Linked DNA regions of Mus musculus: region 1 is linked to region 2. The links are chromatin loops, found by intact Hi-C in ENCODE. Cell type or tissue: heart. All regions are shown on one strand. Links, peaks and the distances in the headings refer to the core of each region. The heading gives the core; the rest is flanking DNA.

Region 1 (5,375 bases), core at 148-5,147, 55 kb after region 2:
CACATAAAACACAGTTTATAAAATGAGCTGCATCACATCAAGTCATAAGGCTCCTGGTTAGGGAGTCTGGGAAAAGATAGAAAAGGGTAAGATAAATATAGACGAGGATGCCTTTGGATACCCTGCGACTCCCCAGAAACTGATCTACACCCTCGGATGTCAGAGCCCAGCAGGAACTACGTGCCCTGTGCTGAAAGGACCATGGAAGGGTCACCCAGCACCTCATGAATGCATTCATCCTGGCTATGTCACCACCACTCTCCCCTCTTCGATGCTCAGCCTGCTGACGTGTCTCAGTGTGAGTAGAAAGAGATGACAGCATTGGGTTTCAAATACAAGGACGTGGATACTGTAATATACACATGCAAACAAGACCCTGCACATGACAAGAAGGATGGATGGTGGTGAGATAAGGCTTGCCAGAAGGGATACTTGTCCACAGAGCCAAAGCTACAAGCTGACTGGAAAATGGAGCGTCCTAAAATGGCTTCCTTCTAGAAGAATCTCTGTGAAATAGCCCTGGCTGTCCTGGAACTCAGTCCGTAGACCAGGCTGGTCTTGAGCTCAGAGGTCTGCCTGCCTCTGCCTCTCAAATGCTGGAATTGAAGCCATGCACCACCACCGCCCAGGTTTAATATTTATTTATCGTAGTGGTGGGTGGGTACGTAACACAGCTTGCATGTGAAGGTCAGAGGAGAACTCGGAAAGAATCGGTCTTCTCCTTCCACTATGTAGGATCCAGGGATCAAACTCAGGCTGCCAGGCTTGGCAGCAAGCACCTTTACTCACTGAGCCATCTTGCCAGCCCAGATATCTTTTGTCTTTTTTTTTTTTTAACTTTAAGCTAACTGAAGAATTCTTTTAAACTGACCCACTTCTTCAGGCTTTAAGGAGAGTTTGGCTAGCCACAGCAGTGCTGAATACCCTCACAGCGTGTGACACACTGATGATTTATGGCCCTGCAGGCACACACAGGCTGGCATTTATTTCTTTTCTTTCTGTTTATGGCATTATTTCACTTTTGTTTGTTTTCACTTTCAAAAGGGCAGCTGCAAATGTCTCATTTCCCCTCCTCACCTTATCTCTATTTCCCCTTGTAAGGAAAGGGGTAGACCTCTGATTATTTTCCTTTAACACTGGACGTCTAGGTAGGAAGGAGGGCTCATCTCTCATCAAATCTTTGTAATATTCCTGTACTCAACAGAACCAAAATATAAACGAGCGAGTGAAGAAGGGGAAACCCTACTTTTCCACATCAAAAGACAAAGCCCAACTAAGTGAGGGCACGCTTCGCTCAAACGTGAAATCTACAGGCCACATACGGGTATTTACTGAACACCAGCTTTTTCCCTAGTGACACCAACTACGATCACAAAGGTTTGCCCAGAGAAATTCAGTAAGGTGCCCTAAGCTTCAAGCAAAAACCTAGCACTTTCCACTTCACCATCTCTTTTACCTTGTGCTCCTGGTTTTGAGCCCCACATATTCTGAATGATGGTAACCAGGTTGCCAAAGCCCATTGACCTAGGAAACCCCAGCTATAGGCTCTGACCCATGAGGTTCAGAGGCAGCAAGAGAGCAAATTCTCTCAGCAGCCAGGAAAGAGACAAAATTGATGAGTTGTCTGATTTAAAAAGGGAAGTAGGGAGACTGCCTTTCAATGGTAGGTCTGTAAGACCTGAGAAACTGGTTCCAATGAGTAGGCAGGCTGATAATTCCTGCTGGTGAACACCCTCCGCTGGAACCTCTCCTTGAGTCCTTTCCTTCTGCAGTCAGCATCTTCCCACAAAGTTCTGGGCTCCAGGCAATGCGATGCAGACAGCTTCAATGAGGACCTTATCTTCTCTGTGGGCCGCTGAATTGATGCCCTGGGGCTGAGTGGAGACTCCCATCTCTCTTTTCAGAGGGAGTGCAGAGATGTGTAAAGCTCCGCAGATGCTATCTTGCTCTGCCCAGCCCCTACAACTGAGGTCAGAGCTCAGTTTCCATTCTCACACCTTTGAAATCTAGTTAAGAGTAAGGAGTGGAAGCCTGAAGGAGCAGGCGGGCAGCTTTGTTCGCTGCTTTCATTGCCTCTCACAACTCCGATCCGGATCCGCGGTCTATGGCAGCGGCAGCGCCAGCTAACTCCAGCAACATCCCCTTTCCCACGCCCCCCTCCTAGCCACAAAAGCGGCAGGTCCCAGCATTCCACTACTCAGCGATGGAGAGCCAGGGCGATTCACAAAACAGTACTGCCCCATGCGGATCCAAGAAGGCTAGCTGCAAATGACATAACCACCGCCCAAACCCCACCACCACACTCCTCTTTGACAGGAAACGGACTCCCAAGAAATCCTGCCTGGAAACCCTTCACCCTGATGCAGGCTGCAGAGACTTGAGAGCAAACCTATCCACTCAGACCCCGCTGGCTGCTTCCGGCTTCCTCTCCTCCGTAACACTCCCTCCCTTCAGTTCCCAGCCGCAGTTTTGTTTCTAGTTTCTAAACGGTCCCTGCCCACTCCGACCCCCCCCCCCCCAAAGCAGCGATTGGAGCAGGATACAGCTCCCTTTCAGGCTCGAATTAATGAAGACACAGAGAGAATCTGTTGCTGGGATTATGAGCCTTAATGACATGGAAGAAGGTCCTTGGGATTTCATTAGTCTCTGTAGCCACACATCTGTTTGGGGCTGGGAATTTGTCAAGCTTGGAAGGATGGATCACTGGGTACCTTCATGTAAAGGTGGTATGGGTGCTGCTAAGATCACGAGACTTAGACGGAGGCTCTGTAAATAGGGCGGGAGGCTAATAAGTGAAGAAAATAATTTGGGGGGGGGCATGGTCTTTGTCTGTAACCATATAAACATTTTTTCCCCTGCCTACCCAGCTGAAATGGTAAAGTGACATGAACAGCTTGGGGTCTCACTTTTTTCTCTTTTTTCTGCTCTCTCTCTCTCTCCCTCCCCCTCCCCCCTCTTGACGCTTCACAACCCATAACCCTCCCTCTAAGATCCTTCTCACCCTGTTTTGCAAACTGCATTGGGGAAACTGGTTGCTTCCTGCCAGTCTCTTCAATGACATTAAAATTAGCAGAATAATTACAGTTCTAATTAGGTCCACAAAAGAGTTCTTGGTTAATTAATGAGCCAACGTCTGGCCCAAAGCTGTAAATCCACGTTGGTCTGTGAATGCCCAGGCAGAGAAAAGTCATCTCCAGCCCCAGAAGAAAATTGTTACTTAGGAAAAACAGTGTCAAAGACATTCCTGCAGCCAGGAGCCAGTTAATCTCGAAGCCGAGATCCATATGTAAATGAGCAATGAATTGTGCTTCTTTCACCAAGTCCCTCTTCTTACTCTACATCCGCATCCCCGGAGTACAAACTCGCTGGGAAGTAACCGCGCGTACCCAAACTGCAACTCGGCATCCCCTAGCGCGAGAGCGATCTCCTGCCTGGGAAACTGAGCCCAAGGTGGTTCACAGCACACCCTCTCCAGAGCCCTCACCCCGTTCCCTTCTCAGTCCCGCCAGCCTGGTTAAAATGCCACTCACCTCTACAAGGGAAGCAACAGCAGCACTTAGCAAAGAGCCAGCCCAAAGAGGGACCTCGGGTGTAAGCCTGATCGCCACCCTTCATGCTGCAGCGCGCTCCCAGTGCTCCGGCATGGCACGAACGCCGGCCGGGGTGAGAGCGCGGCGGTAGGAAACTTCAGTGCCACCCGCCAGCCAGGTCCTGTTCCCGCCTGCCGTCCTCCTCCCGCACCCCGGCGGTGCTGGAACTTACAGGGAGTTGGGCCACCTTAGGCAGGAGGGAGGGGCCAGGCGGCAAGGGAGGGACTAAGGGGGCGGAGTTCCAAGGTCCAGCTGTTGGTTGGGGACACAGTCGGCAGCGTCCCTGAGCCTTATGAAACAGGCAAACACGCCTGTGTGGTTGTGGGTATCCAGGAGGTACTGAGAGCGCAGTCCCCCGCCGCAAAACAGATACTTAGGTGAGACTTCTAAAGGCCACCCTAATCAGCTTTAGCTTCTAACACAGTGCTAGATGAGGCCAAAGAGGGGTAGAAGACTCAAAAACAATACTTAGTCCCTATCAGATTCCCCTCATCTCCTCTCATTAAAAAACCCCTTATCTTTTTCCTTTCTTTTAATGCTTACAACTAATAATGACAGAGATCCCTCACTTCCTTATCGGCTCCCCTACTAAAATGATGTGCAAAAACTTTCTGGGTTTGGCATAATAAGAACTACAGTTCAAATCTCACTTTTGCCACTGGCTAACTGTCTGACCTTAGGCTAGATAATTTGCTTTTTGCCAACTTCAGTGTTCTCTTTAAAATAAAACGAAAACAGATGGGTGTGGTAGTACGTGACCAGGGAGGCTGAGGCTGGAGGTTCAGGAGCTAAGATGTGCCAGGGCTGTATAGCAAGACCCTGCTGGGAATTTATAAAAAGACACTCACAGAGGTGATGTTTAATGGTCCTGGTGAGTGAATGCCTGCAGACAAAATTCAAGCACCACCTACCTACTGAGGAGGGCTCCCACTATCTCCTCCCTACTATAATCCATGAATTTATCACTCTTTTTTTCTTCATCCCTGTACTTTTCTTCTTATGTCTTTCTCATGGTTCAAGGCCAAGCTTAGTGTTTACCAGCATCCTTGAAGTTCAACAGCATCAGCCGGACCATGAGTCACTGATCACATCGCTCATAGCCTATTGCTCCCACTAGTTCTTGCCCAGCTTTAGGGGAAAGGGCTTGTGGGAAGGATGAAGCATTCGTAAAGCAGGTCCATTCCTCAGGGGAAAAGGAGCTGTGGACTAGAGATATGGCTCAGGAGTCGAGGGTTGGTCTAGCATGTATAAAGGCCTGGGTTTAGGAGTTAGCACTGCAGCTGGGCGTGGTGGCTCACATCTTTAATACCTGCACTAGGAAGGAAGAGGCAAGTGGATCTCTGTGTGTTCAAGGCCAGCCTGGTCTACATAATAAGGTCCAGGACAACCAGAACTACATAGTGAGACCCTGTCTGGAAAAACAAACAAAACAAAACAAACAAAACAAAGCCGAACACAAAAGTTAACCCTGCCGGGCGTGGTCGAGCACGCCTTTAATCCCAGCACTCGGGAGGCAGAGGCAGGCGGATTTCTGAGTTCGAGGCCAGCCTGGTCTACAAAGTGAGTTCCAGGACAGCCAGGGCTATACAGAGAAACCCTGTCTCGAAAAACCAAAAAAAAAAAAAAAAAAAAAAAAAAAAAAAAAAAAAAGTTAACCCTGGGAAAAGGGAAGAAAGAAGAGAAACAAAGAAAAGGTGGCAGCTGGGGAACGTTGATGAGAAGAATAAAATCTAGACGTTTGATCATCCAGGGAAACAATTTTTCCCCCCGAAAAGGAAGACAGGT
Region 2 (5,375 bases), core at 310-5,309:
ACAAACAAACAAAAAAACTAGATTGATATACATGCATTTCAAGGCACTGCATGATCAACAGCCAAACGATTTAAAAATAATACAATGCTTTTTCATGGTCAGTTCCAACATTAAAAGTTACTCAAAAATGAATGTTAGTTACTCTTTGGTCTACCTGAAATTCTTCTAGCTACAAACAGACTTTATTTAGTTACTTTGTTATTGTTGTTGTTGTTGTTATAATAAAATACTTGAGGAAAGCAACTGAAGAAGTAAGGAAGGATTTCTTTTGGCTCTGGTTTAAGGTGTTTAAGGGGGTAAGCTCTACCCCGATGGGGAGGACACAGTGTCTGGGGGTGAGCTGGTCACATTGTATCCATATAGATGAACCCTGGCGTTCAGCTCAGATTCTCCTTTGTTCTTTTTTATTTAGTATAGAACCCTATCCCCTGGGAGGGTGTTGTGCACACTCAGGGTCAGTCTTCTAGAAACATCTTCACAGGCATGCCCAGAGTAGTGTCTCCAGGGGATGTTCATCTAGTCAAGCACCAGTGAAGATTCGCTATCTCACACCTGCCGTCTTTCACACTGGTAGGGGATGGGTGGCCTTTGGGAGCTTTGGTGCTGGGTGTGCCACTGTGAAGACACTGTGGATTCTTACCTCTTCCTGCTCTTTGTGCAAGGCCAGAACCATTTCAAGCTGCAGCTTTGCTCTCGGCCTTACCCATGCGCAATCTTCTTCATTCTGCTCTATTTCTCTCTTCTCCAGATTCCAACCTACTACTTAACTTATTTTCTTTGTCTGATTTCTCCCAGTAGAACATAAATGTGCCACGCGTGAAGGCTTTCTGCTGTTGCTATTGTGTGTCTGACTCATTGATCTGTCCCACTGGTGGGGCAGATGATGTGCTTAACAAGGGTCTGGTGAGTGACTGACGAGTGGCAAGTCCCCTCTCAGCATCTTCCTCCTTCTATACAAACGATACCTGTTTGCATCCTCTCTCCATGTGGCTCTCATGTGACTCCTTGGTGACCTCCTCCCGTGCCCTGATGGAGCCTTCAGTGTCTGCACTCTGCTCTAGCCTCTCACGGTATTTATACCTGAGCACCATGTATCTGCTCTTTCCTGTTGGCCGTGGGGTCCAGCAGGTTAGAGCGAGGGCATCAACAGTCAGAGACATTCAGCAGGTCAGTTTTCAAGAGCATTCAGGATATGGAAAATGGAGGGTGAGCTGAGAGAGGAGATGGTACAGTGGGCTGAGAGAGCAACAACCATGTCTGTCTTGTTATCACAAAGTCGAACAATATCTCACTTGGATAATGACACGTGCTCTTAAGGCTCACTCAGAGTGACAATCGGAGGGAATGGCTTTTCCAAGGACCACATGTCACTTCAAAGGTCACTTTGCTTCATCTTGACCAAGGAATAGGAACGAGTTCTGACCACTCCCCACCCCCACCACTGTAACAACCTTGGGAGCAGCTGGGGAAGGAAGGGCACGTGCTCTGCAAGGCTCCGGAAGCTTCACTTAGGAGATGACAGCTCATTTAGATAATTCTTGGGGGTCCTTCTGACCCTCAAAAAGTTCTGGGGGTAAACACAGGTATTAGTTTACATGACATACTCCTCTCCAGCACATGGTGACAGCCCTGCTTTGATAGCAGGCTCTTGCTATGAGCTACCACTTTTGCTTCTAAGGAGACAAAACTCTAAATGTTTACTTTGTCTATTTGCCAGCATGAAAGAACTTGGCTTATTTGATTCACTTATTTCTGCTCATTTTTAAGTTTGTGGCCTAGATAAGGGAGGCATGGATGTAAAGGAGAAAGGAAGACAGAGACTAAGACGGGACCCATAACACCTGCCTAGCCCTGTCTGCCTGCTACTCACACACCGAGTTACTGGCAGCTTGCTTCCAGAGGACTGGATCGGCCCCAAAGGAGAAAACTTAAGTTCTGAAGAGGTATGGTTGTCTCTGCTTCGCTGATGTCTAGTACAGTCTTCATATCTCAAATACCAGGAGACTGACTTTGCATCAAGGTAGAGAACTCAAACCTTCCACAGCATGTGGGGTTTTGTGAGATGTGAATGGGATCTTACCACTAGACATTCATAGTGAGAGGAGGTTCTTGCACAACGAAATCTACAAATAGATGTGAAATGAAAGACCAGGGAGAAGGAGCAGAAGTGTGCCTTGCCTGGCAGCAGAGCCTCTCCTGTGCTTCTCTTGCCAGCATCTGAGGAGCTCCTCCTCAGATATCTCCACTAGACTTCTGCCACAGTTAGGGACTCTGTCGCTGCATACCCACTGGACTCATCTGCGTTCTCTAAATTCCATTATTTTCATTTTTAAAAGCATGTTTTACAGTTGTATTAATCTTGGCTATAGTCACATTTTTGTCAATAACAACAATCTCACAGAATATTCCCCGAGCCCAAGCTTCCTTAAGGCAGTGCCAAAATGTTGTTCTGTATAGATATGGGCCATCTTCACTTAAAAAGGATGAGAGTAGTTAGACAGGCAGCACGGGCCTGTCTAATTTCCTCCTCGAAATTGCCCAGCACACACATGTACCAGGTGGGCCACTTACATCCTGCCTCTCAGCGCCTTGGCTTTCTGTTCTTCTTCCAGGTTTCTAGGAGGTGTGGGAGGGGTCATCCCCTCATTCAGGCAGCCTGTAGGGTCCTTCAAGCTCCCCCGGTAAGAGCCTCCTTCCAGAGTCTAAAAAGAGAAGAATAAATAGTCTGAGAGTGAGAACTGGAAAGTTCTTTACAAGCCCTGTGTCTCCCCAGCCTGGCCACAGGCAATAGGAAGGCCAGCAGCCAAGGCTGTGCTCTCTGAACTACAGTGAAGCATCAGGAGATCAGAGACTTCCTCCTCCTTGCAGCAGGTTGCTGCCATCCACAATCAGGGATGACACTACTTGTCATGTGATCAGGACACATCAGGAACCCGTGTGATCAGGGCACACTAGGCATCCATGTGCCACCAACTGCCCAGACATAATGAAATTGTCACGGCGATTTATCTCTGGGTGAGGCTCCAGCAGGAAAGCTAACCACTACGGTTCTATACCAAATAAGGTGTTGTTGGGAAGGAAAACGGGTCATAGGACTACTTCATGCAAATTGGAAAGCGAAGGAAAGTGACAGAGGTAGGTGGTGGAAACCATACTTTGTTAGGGTAACTGCAATTCTTGGAAGAAGACAATGAGATGTAGTCGGAAAAACAGCCAACAGATGGAGCCTGTTCTAAAAACATCTTTGTTAATGTTGCCAAGAGCTTTCTTTCATTAATCCTCATTCCTGTTAATTAAGGTGGTACATAAGGTGCTTACTTGTTTGAGAAAAAAAAAGGTAAGTGGATTAATCCAGTATCTAGAAGCAGCCGAGAAAAGGAACCTGAGGGCTAAGCCCAGATCTGAAGAACACAGGGTTCTCTTGTAGGAGACACGAAACTGTCCCGTGTGTCCCTGGGTTTTCAGATCAGATCCTCCCTTTTAGCAAATTTCTAAAGGACAGAGATGATGCTTGTACAAACCCCAGGAAAGGCTAAGAGTGCTCCCCAGTGGTTAGTTCTCTCTGTCACTGGTACTGGTAACAGTAACATATTCAAGTTGTAACATACTCAAGTTGTAACTGGTAGCGTAATATCCTCTTTGGGGCCAAACTAACATTTTAATGTCCTAAGTTGATTTGCTTAATGCTTATGTTTAGGATACTGGATAGGTCTTTGAAGAGTTTTTAATTTTAATTTTTTGGCAGTCTCATACATATATGCAATGAACTTTAGCTCTTTTGTTTTTCCCCTATTACTACCCTGTCCTATCCCCACCCCTTTTTCACCTGAAACCCTTCTTTCCTAACAAGGTGCCTCCTACTTTCGTCTCTGTGTGTAATAAATAAATAAATAAATAAATAAATAAATAAATAAATAAGGCTACTTCCTGGGTGGGAGGTTACTTACTTGAGCGTGCCCAACTTATCAGTGGACTTATCAGTGGCTACACCACTGAAGAAAGTGACATCTCGGGCTGGAGAGATGACTCAGCGGTTAAGAGCACTGACTGCTCTTCTGAAGGTCCTGAGTTCAAATCCCAGAAACCACATGGTGGCTCACAACCACCCTTAACGAGATCTGATGCCCTCTTCTGGAGTGTCTGAAGACAGCTATAGTATACTTACATATAATAAATAAATAGGTCTTTAAAAAAATTTATTAAAAAAAAAAAAAAGAAAGAAAGAAAGTAACATCTCCCCTGTGAAACTGTTAATAGTCCTCAGGGAGGGAGGTTCCTGAGCCCTTCCTTGTTTCATGATGAAATGTTGCTGGGTCCAATCTTAGATAGGTCTTGTCAGATAACCATAGCTGCTTTGAGTTCATGGGTGCAAGAGCCATGAAACAATGGAAGCCCAAGAGATGATGTTCTGCAACATTGTATCCCATCTTCCAACCCTTGCATTCTTTCTAACCCCTCATTGGTTGTGTTCCCTGAGCCTGAGAGTGGGGCTGTATGCAATGTAAGTGCCCTGAGGATCAGCGGAAGCTACAAGGGAAACAACAGAGATCAAGGTCAAGGCAGACATCCAAGGTCAAGGCGGGCATCCATAACACAAGCATGAAAGGCAAATGTCAACTACCCAAGGTGCCTGACCATGCCGGCCTCTGTGGTTTCTAGAAAGAAAGGCTTCGTTTAGTAGTCTTTGAAAACTTTAGTTCTAAGACACAAGACACCAAGTTCTAATAGTGCCGATCATCGAGGCGGTAGAGCAAAAGGCTGTGGCCTGGTCTTAAACAGTCTGCGCTTGAGAATATCCATCACTGACTCTCTTAGCTGCTACATTTCAACAGAAGCCAAACAGAGGCAGGAAGGAACATTCCAGGGAAATAAATGAAAGCAAATGTGGTACCCAAGAGGAGAAATGAAAGAGAATATTAAAGCCTTATATATTGTCGAACGGTGACATCAGCCTTCTCCCCCACTCCCTAAACTGAGCAACAGTGTCAAGGGTCAAACAGGGATCTGTTGCCAACACTAGAATTAAACGCACAGACAGCATCTTCCAGCTTGAGAGAGACAACTGCTTTCCACTTGACGTAAAGGTGTTTACAGAACACGTAATCAACCATGGAAACTGTTATATCCAGAGCAGCAGTATAGGCTAAAAATAAAGAAAGGTCGAGGAGGGTTTAGCTACATTTATAGATACAGGATCTGTAACCTGTTATTAAGGAAATTAGAATGTCGGGTGCTGAGGCTGGACAAGCCAGTGGACAGGCAGCTTCCCAGCGCATGTCCCTTGGTGCCATCACCAGAGACAGGCTCCGGGACAGATGGACCTAGCTGGGGATGGATATGATTAGTACCTTTAACTCCCCATCTTCCTCACTGTC

The links. A loop is a pair of places that touch in the nucleus more often than their neighbours do. Peaks named below come from ENCODE experiments on the same cell type or tissue, not always from the same donor. Only the 100,000 strongest peaks of a DNase experiment are listed, where the experiment ranks them.
Region 1: it touches region 2 in a loop (2.3-fold over the local background); 7 of 42 quality-filtered maps call a loop at or near these places.

Annotation. Positions count from the first base shown.
Region 1 is chr16:34,092,266-34,097,640 of GRCm38, forward strand. The region is part of intron 34 of Kalrn (kalirin, RhoGEF kinase); the gene reads right to left. Among named protein-coding and RNA genes, the nearest start is that of Gm41448, 25 kb to the right of the region's middle. In heart, for the core only: a CTCF peak has its summit at 2,247; DNase peaks (open chromatin) are centred at 2,276 and 3,806; H3K4me3 peaks cover 2,729 bases; H3K27ac peaks cover 2,772 bases.
Region 2 is chr16:34,037,308-34,042,682 of GRCm38, forward strand. Kalrn (kalirin, RhoGEF kinase) reads right to left here. Exons shown (of 60, transcript NM_177357.3): 38 at 2,572-2,702. Among named protein-coding and RNA genes, the nearest start is that of Umps, 73 kb to the left of the region's middle. In heart, for the core only: a CTCF peak has its summit at 3,212; no DNase peak of the experiment used is centred there; H3K27ac peaks cover 1,143 bases.